2 separate regions of the Mus musculus genome follow, and region 2 is linked to region 1. The links are chromatin loops, found by intact Hi-C in ENCODE. Cell type or tissue: heart. All regions are shown on one strand. Each heading gives the region's core, and the rest is flanking DNA. Links, peaks and the distances in the headings are about the cores only.

Region 1 (4,389 bases), core at 183-4,182:
TATCTGAGGACAGCTACAGTGTACTTACATATACTAAATGAATAAATCTTTAAAAAAAAAAGAGAGAAAATAAAGACAAAAGAGGTTAATTAATGTGTGTAGACCTCATGAGGCCGGAGCAGAAAGACACGCATATGCACATACGCATGCGCATGCGCAAGTGCTTCTCCCATGTTGCTAAGTGAGCTTCAGGTAATTATCACGGCAGATCTAGCTCCTCATTTCCCCACATTTCTAAAAACGTCTGAAGTGTGGCATGGGCAGAGAACACCAAAGTCAACTGCTGTTAACTCTTACTCTAAGATGACTGGAAATCCAAAGCGGTGGAGACATTTCCAGCCCTTCGGAGATGGCCCGTGGTTCTCTGTGGTGCACGTACTGCTGAGAAGATGTTGCAGTAGACAGGCTATGGTTAGAACTCAGGACTTCTGAGCTCAGCAGGATGGGCTGGCTTGTAAGGGTTCAGAGAAGCAGTGAATGCATTCTGGGTGGGGCAGGAGGCTGGGGACAGGTCAGGGGAGAGCTTTAGAGTGGGGTCACATGTGCTAAATGATATGCAGCCCCCTGTACCTTGTCTTTAGTCAATACCAACAGAATATAAAAATGCCAAAATACACTGGATATTTAATGTGAAAATGGGTAAAGAAGGTTAGTCATTAATACAGGTAAAATCAGAAAGTATGCCAGGCAGTGGTGGTGCATGCCTTTACTCCCAGCACTTGGGAGGCAGAGGCAGGTGGATATCTGAGTTCGAGGCTAGCCTGGTCTACAGAGTGAGTTCCAGGACAGCCAGGGCTATACAGAAAAACCCTGTCTTGGAAAACAAAACAAACAAACAAACAAACAAACAAACAAATCAGAAAGTATGGGCACAGAGGGCAGACAGCTAGGGCCCAGCAGGGTATGAGAAAAAGACAGACAGGCAGATGCCAAATTTCCAATTTTTCCATGATAAAATAATGTATCACTTACAAAGAAAAAGGCGCACCTAAGCCTTAAGTAAGGAGATGGACCGTCTCTCCCAGCTCTGCCTCATTATGCTCGTGGTACGCGGGTGTGGGCCCTCTCAGACCTCTATCTAGGCAGTTTCCTACTGCAGAAGCTAACTCGGGCAGGCGTCAAATCAGAAGCCAGATCATGTTTCTGACCCGGCTGGGTCCTCTGCATTCACCTCTGCCTAAATGGCCTTTACAGCATGCTCCGTTCCCCAGAGCTGAGTCTGATGGAGGGGCAGGTCTTGGCGTGGACCCAGGGGCCTCTCTGGGGAGCTCTGCACCCCTGTTATTCTGTTGCTACCCTGAGATCTATCAGGACAAGGACATTGCTAGATGGACAGGTAGGACATGATTGTCCTTGCATGGAAAGGGAGAAACAGAATTTGTAATAACCCAACCCTTTCAACACCAGCAGGGCTGACCTCTGACCTCTGAGAACCATGACCTGCCAAAGTCAAATGTTCCACCCATGAGTCCACGGCTCTTGGGCCAGGTGGCTGTCACTGAGGGTTTTGTCTTCTGTCCTGCTCTTCTCTGTCGCCACCATCTGTTCTTTCCCTGTCTTTGATCTCATCACCTCCTCTTCATCCTCATCCTTCGTCTGTAGGTGGTGCTCCCCAGTGCTCATCCCGTGAGTACTGCTGGCACATACAGTGGAGTCACCCACTGCTGGACAGGTGAGCACAGCCTTGAGACAGAGAGCAGATGGTGGCATGAGATCCGGTCATCTGTGTTAAAGTAAGGCAAGAAAAACAATTTTCTTCAGGTGTCTTAAACAGGGGGAAAAAAAGTGTGTGTGTGTGTGTGTGTGTGTGTGTGTGTGTGTGTGTGTGTTGAAATCCTTTAAAAACTAAGAGTCAGCAGGTCAAATACATAGCTGAACTTGCAGGGGACCAAGGCATGGTTGTTAGGATTTTGATCAATACAATGTTCATATCAACTGGAGCTCCTGCTAGAGAAATAAGGTGAACGATGCGGTAAAGCCAGTGGCTGGAATGCTCTTCTGGCCATAGTAGCTGACTGCAGGCTCTTTGCCCTTCCTTGTCATGGGTAAATCTCTCCCTGCCCTGACGTAGATTAGATGTTGCCGGCCACAAAGCAACACAGGTGCTTCTCGCGTGGATTTTCTGTGGTCAGGGCTGAGAGATTCTAAGTATGTAGCCGCAGGTGCTGGCCAGGCTGGCTGCAAGGAGCTGAGAGTCAAGTCAGAGGATTTTACACACAGGAATCTAGCGAGAACCAGAGACTTAGTCACATGCCTGAGGCTCATGGCCCCAGCCACAGGATCAAACCACCAGGGTCCAGCGGTCCACGAGGCCACATTCTCTTTCCTTAGCAACTAATGGATTCTCTCCTCAGTATGGCAACGGATTTCCTCAGAGCCAGGGAGATTTCCTCCCAAGCTGGGAGAGCACTCCCAAGAGGGAACACAGTCATTCAGAACTTGCTGGCCGCGGTGACTCAGCATCACAGGGACCCGGCTTGGTAGGATAAGGACCTGGCCTGCACCAGCACGTGTCTACCAGCAGGTGGAGACTGTTAGCGCGGACCCGGAGGTCAGCAGCCACACCTTCTCTGGAAGCACACCCGATTGGGCCGCTGTTCCTACCTTTTAATGCTTGCTCCTGTACCACGGGGGCTGCAAGCCTGGGACTTACATTTCCCAGACTCTGTTGCTCTTCTTTGGGTTTTGTTTGTTAGTTTGTTTTGTTTGTTTGTTTGTTTTTCTGTTGCCGTGATTAGAGCACTGACCAAAAGTAACTTGGGGGAAGAAAGGATTGATCACGTCTTACAGGTTAGAGTACAGAGTTCAAGGAAGCCGGAGCAGGAGCTCAAACAGAAACCTGGAGGCAGGAACTGAATCAGAGACTGGGGGAACGCTGCTTACTGGCTGGCTCCCATGGCTTGCTCAACTAACTTTCTCCTCCTCCTCCTCCTCCCCCTCCTCCTCCTTCGATTTTTGAGATAGGGTTTCTCTGAGTAGCCCTGGCTATCCTGGAATTCACTCTGTAGACCAGGCTGACTTTGAACTCAGAAATCCACCTGCCTCTGCCTCCCAAGTGCTGGAATTAAAGGCATGCGCCACCATTGCCCAGCCTCAGCTAACCTTCTTATACAGCCCAGATCACCTGTCCAGGGATGACCCTGTCCACAGTGGACATTAAGTAACAATTAAGAAAATGTCTCACAGACATGACCACTGGCCAATCTGGTGGAGGCAATTCCTCAGCAGAGAGAGGTTCCCTCCTTCCAACTGAGCCATGTTGACAACCGAAGCTGACTATAACAGCGTGGTTTAGATTTGGTTGAGATGTTTGGGAGACAGAGAGAGTGGAGCTGTCCACCCTGGCATCAGGGGTGGGTGACAGTCACACTTGGCTTCAGAGGATGTGAACTTTCCAGTGTCTCCTAGACTTTGTGTCTGCTGTAGTCTCTGAGTTGGGGCTGGAGCAGCCCTGACGTCAACGATGACTTCCAGGGTTCTGTGACCTCTGCTCAGCTGCTTCCTGAGCTCGGCACTTAGCACTGGGACAGGAGACTCAAATAATGGACTTACTTTTTAGTTCTCCTAGAAGTCTTGCACGTAGATCCCTATAGTAAGTTTCTTTGTTTCTTTTTAAAACATCCCACACACCCCCTCCCGGAAAGAGGTTTATTCTTCTGGTATGGGAGAAACAGCAGTTTAGTGTGCCCTTCCCCCAGCCCTGAGCAGGCTAATCAGATCTTAATGGTTTGCCACAGTTGGTCTTTCTGCTCACCCAGCTAGGGTGGAGTCTTTCCAACCTAGGATGAGGTCTTCCACCTCGCCTCCCTCCTTTTCAGGTGTACCCAGTTCTCTGTGGCTGCTGGACAGCTACAGTTTAGCAGTTAATTTTAGTGTTGTGCCTCTTTAAATTATGTCTCGACGACTTCTTTATGTGACACTGAATCAGTGACCTAACCCTTTTAGCAAGAGTTTCCTCACGTATAAAGTTGGGGTATCATTATCACCATCACCATCACGCCACTACCACCACCACCACCACCACCACCACCACCACCACCACCACTCTCATCACCATCACCATCACCACCACCACCATCACCATCACCATTACCACTGTTGTCACCCTTGCAATTGCTGCTGACACAGTAGACCACAGTGACACCATGAGAGCGCTTACAAAGAACATAAGAGACAAGCTCTAACTTTCTGCCCAGATAATGTGAAAGAAGTCACTTGAATCGGCAAGGAATAAATGTATCACTGGGGATGTAAAGGAAGCTAGTTGCGGAGTGCTGCTGCAGAGACGAACGGAGGGGCTGATGGCAGGGCCGATGGGGGCTGGGCCAGGTTGATGCAGAACAGCTCCCTACTACAGTCACAGCTGACCCTCTAAGCAGAGGCAGCGTC
Region 2 (4,389 bases), core at 173-4,172, 210 kb after region 1:
ACTGGCTGTGGACTGGAATGTCTGCTCTTGGTGTTCAGAACTTCACTTCTGCATGGAAATATATGACTGGGTGGAAGGAAACTCCTTCCCCAAGGCTGGCTCGAGTCATTTTTATTTTTCATAAATGGCTTTTCCCACTATTCTCGAAACATCCAAATCCTTACAATGCTAGCTCAACTCAACTATTTCTATTTATTTCTACTTTATTGGGAGTGCTAAGGATTCAACCCAGGGTCTGACTCATGTTACATAAAACCTGTGCATTTTCATTATATACTGTGTAACAGATTCCACGTTAATAATATTAATCAACATAGTAGATAACATATGGGTATACATTCTCTCATTATATATGTAAGGTAGAACTACATGCATATTGAAAATATGCTTTAGGATTTTGCAACATTTTCAGGAGGTGAGTAGTATTCGGTTTTTGCTTCTGGTTTACCATAGTTTACATGACTAATTTTTGGGGTGGTGGTGGTGGTGGTGGTGGTGTGTGTGTCCCCGATCATCTGGGATCAAACACAGGATCTGTTTAAGATCAGTTTTGTCAGAGATTCTTCCTTTGTCCTTCAGACAGCTGTCTCCTTCCTCCTTAATGCTTGGTTTGCTACTTGAGTTAACTCGCCCTGTCCTGCAGGCTGTCCTCACTCAGGTTCCCCCTGCCTCCACATGCCAGCTGGTCTCAGGAGTCCTCTGGTCCAGGTCTCCTCTGATGTGCCCTGGCTTGCCCATCCATCACCCTATGCCTCCTCACATCGGACATTCACAGTGGGTCCTCACAGGCCGGTGAGGTGAAAACTTAGTCTACTTACAGAGAAAACTTAGTCTACTTACAGAGAAATCAACAGAAGCTATGCAAAATAGCCCAAGACTGCTCAGCTGGCAAAAGCCAGAACTGGCTGGCCTGCTATAGATAGCAAGAAGTCTTCTGATGAATTAGATAAGATTGGGGCTTAGGTTTCCTTTCTTTGGGTTAAAAAAAAATTATATTGCCGGGCGTGGTGGCACACGCCTTTAATCCCAGCACTCGGGAGGCAGAGACGGGCGGATTTCTGAGTTCGAGGCCAGCCTGGTCTACAAAGTGAGCTCCAGGATAGCCAGGGCTATACAGAGAAACCCTGTCTCGGGGAAAAAAAAAAAAACCAAAACAATTATTTTTATATATATATATAGTTTCAAAACCTGAGCTTTTAACTCAGCTATACAGATTTGTTAAAAGGAAAAGAAGGAAGTAAAATTATCTAGAAAGAAAAATATGCATGTGGTCTCCCTCCTGGTTATTCTCGGCCAGGAAAACTATTTTGCACACAGCTTTAAACGCTTCCACAAGGACACAAAGCAGGTAAGGAGCTTCTCTGGTTCGTAATAACGTAATAACTAATTAGCCTTATTACTTGCGGTGAAATGAAGCATTTCAGCCAGGGTTTAGCAACACCAACCTGGTAACATTGTTTCAGGCTCCTCTGGCGACCTTTAAGTGATTTAACTTGCTTACCCTTGTGTTCCTCGTAAGAAGCCTAAGAAACAGGTGCTTTTCTTTTTTACACATTCAAAGATCAAGGTTGACAGGGAATGGGCTCCCTGCTTCACAGCCACAGGCTCATGGGAAGCAGGGCTGGGGTGCCGAGCCTCTGTGGTCAATCACAACAGACAGGATTGCATAGACAATAAATAGATACCGCACCTCCTTTTCTCTTCAACGTGGAACTGGCTGTTTTTCTGTATCTTTTTCTTTTCTTCTTTAAGGTGTTTAATTGTTTACCAGTGTAGACCACATAACTAACAGCTTGTCCTTTGGTGCCACCAAGTCTGGTGCCTGGAGTTTCCCATCCCTCCCCCCCCCCACCTGCTCATTGACTCCTTACAGTAGAGATCTGAGAAATGATGATCGATCTGAAAATTTAAATGTATATTTAAAAGAGAATGGGGAATCTCCCAAGATCTTTCTTCCTCAGTTACATAGGGAGGAGGAGGGGGAGGAGAAGGAGGAAGATAGCCTGGGCTACAAGAGACCCATTAGCGAAAGAAAAAAAAAAAAAAAACAAAACTGAAAACAGAAAGCTGGGGAGTACTTACTTATGGAAACCACTGGTGACTTTTTTAAAAAAGGTGACTCTCTGTTGATTCTAGATCCTTCCCTAGATAGAGTCCTTTCCTGGCTGTAGATCAGAATGGCCCAGGCTCTGTCTTCGGGGTAAATAAGTTCAGCGCTGGGTGCTGCAACTTTCACAAGGCAGTGTCTGGGGAGGTGATGCCATTTCCGGTGGCCTCTGGGGCAAATGACAGGATACAACGTTTGCTCTCTTGCTTTAGGAACAATAATGACCTAAGTTTTAAGACTGCGCCGTTAACGTGGACGAGACCTGACGTGGTGGGTTGGCTCTGAATTCATTTTTATGTTGCCTTTCTCAGTAATTTAAATGTGACCCTTTGTGTTCTCTTAAGAGTTTGGGTCCTCCGTTTTTACTATGCCGGTGTGGCGAATACGAAGCAGAAAGCATTCGGCGTGGGAAAGAGAAGTTGAGGGGAGAGATTTGGGGAGATGAGAGATTTCTCCCTTCTCATTTAGTAGCCTTCATCCTGTGTTGGGGGAGGGGGAGGCTCTGCTTTTAACCCAGCCTCCCTCTCGGTCTGCACGAAGCTCGGTAGGGGGGAAGGACTGCCCTCCCCCCCCCCCCCCCCAGCTGGGAGTCGGGATATAGGCCCAAGGGAGTCCAGAAAAAGTCAGAGCTGTGACCGGGAGCCAGGTAAATGCGGGAAAGGTCAGAGTCAGCCCGGCGGTCCCTTCGACTCCCTCTCGCAGACTCCCACTGGAAGCTGTCATCTGCTGTGAAAGAAAGGGCCTCTGATTTAGCAGATAAGCTCTGGCCTTGGGTTCTGCTTGGGATGATCTCATTGTGGGGGGGAGGGACTCTCACCTCCTACTAATACTGAGATGAAAGAAGGAGGAAATGAATCAGAAAAAAAAAAAAAAAAATCAACCTAGGAGAAGAGAAACTTAAAAAAACAACAAAAACAGCTTTAAAAAAATAGTGGCTTTTTAGTAGGTGTTCTAAACACTTCAGAGCAAGCCTTAGAATTGAAGTTACTGTTTTGTGTGCTCCTTTGTATGTCTGTGTGTAAAACTCCGGCCCTGCCCTGTCTCCCTCTGAGCTCCAGCCTCAGCTTCTAACTTCCATCACAATAAACAGTAGAAAGTGTGGAACAAGAAACACTCTGCAGTGAGACCAGTGTAGGCCCAAGCTCACAATCCCAGCACTCGGGAGGGCAGTAGCTGGATCTACACAAAGCCCAGGCCTGTAACCCAACTTTTGTCTACTTAGTGGGCTCCTTTTTCTTCCACCCTTCTCCAAACCCCTTCTTCTACCCTTTCAACCCCAGAATCTCTAGGTGGGAGAGAAAAAGGGGTGGAGGGGAAAGTAGTCTACAATGGCCTTAGACTACTTCCTGCTGGTTAGGGGCGTTCCTTGGGGCAAGTTTGATCTTCGCTGTCAATTGATCTAATTTCTTCTTTCCTCTTTTTGCATACAACTATCATCTAACCACCAGTCGACCAGCCCTTCTACTGGGGCTCTCGTGTTTATACATCCTTTGATTAATTCCCAGAGTTCCAAACGGTCACACACTGGCAAAAAAACTATCAAACGATCTGCAGCTGGCAAAATCACCCCCCTCCCTGCCAGTGCACGAGGTAAGTCACAGCGAGCTGCTGTGCACAGTCTGAAGCAGCTCCGTATCCCACACCTGGGATCAAAACAAAACATATTCTTATAATATTTCTGTGTTAAACAAACATAGGAACAACAATATGAACTAGCCAGTACCCCCAGAGCTCCCTGAGACTAAACCACCAACCAAAGAAAACACATGGTGGGACTCAAGGCTCTAGTCGCATATATAGCAGAGGATGGCCTAGTCGGTCATCAATGGAAGGAGAGGCCCTTGGTCCTGTGAAGGTTCTATGCTACAGTGTGGGGGAATGCCAGGGTCAGGAAGTGGGAGTGAGTGGGTTGGTGAGCAGGGGGAGGGGGAAGACGATGGGGGTTTTTGGAGGGGAAACCAGGAAAGGGGGTAACATTTGAAATGTAAATAAAGAAAATATCTAATAAAAGAAAAGAAAAAAACAAGGGGGGAAGGGTATGGGGGACTTTTGGGATAGCATTTGAAATGTAAATGAAGAAAATACCTAATTAAAATAAACAAATAAATAAATAAAAAAGAAAAAGGGGGATCAAAACCCCAAAATAAAACAAAATTCTCAGTACACAGGCCAGCCTGAGCTATAGAGGAGACCCTGTCTTCAGCACAAATAACAAAGGGTCCCAGGGCAGTCCTGAATTCCCCCTGTATGCTTTGTTCAGGGTCTTGTTTCTTTACTAATGA

The links. Peaks named below come from ENCODE experiments on the same cell type or tissue, not always from the same donor. Only the 100,000 strongest peaks of a DNase experiment are listed, where the experiment ranks them.
Region 2: it touches region 1 in a loop (2.0-fold over the local background); 1 of 42 quality-filtered maps calls a loop at or near these places.

Annotation. Positions count from the first base shown.
Region 1 is chr15:97,579,951-97,584,339 of GRCm38, reverse strand. No RefSeq gene overlaps it. Among named protein-coding and RNA genes, the nearest start is that of Gm41394, 38 kb to the left of the region's middle. In heart, for the core only: no CTCF peak of the experiment used is centred there; DNase peaks (open chromatin) are centred at 2,429 and 3,409; H3K4me3 peaks cover 433 bases; H3K27ac peaks cover 246 bases.
Region 2 is chr15:97,371,843-97,376,231 of GRCm38, reverse strand. Pced1b (PC-esterase domain containing 1B) reads right to left here. Exons shown (of 6, transcript NM_172293.4): 5 at 2,083-2,276. Among named protein-coding and RNA genes, the nearest start is that of Gm33325, 17 kb to the right of the region's middle. In heart, for the core only: no CTCF peak of the experiment used is centred there; a DNase peak (open chromatin) is centred at 2,281; H3K4me3 peaks cover 829 bases; H3K27ac peaks cover 1,499 bases.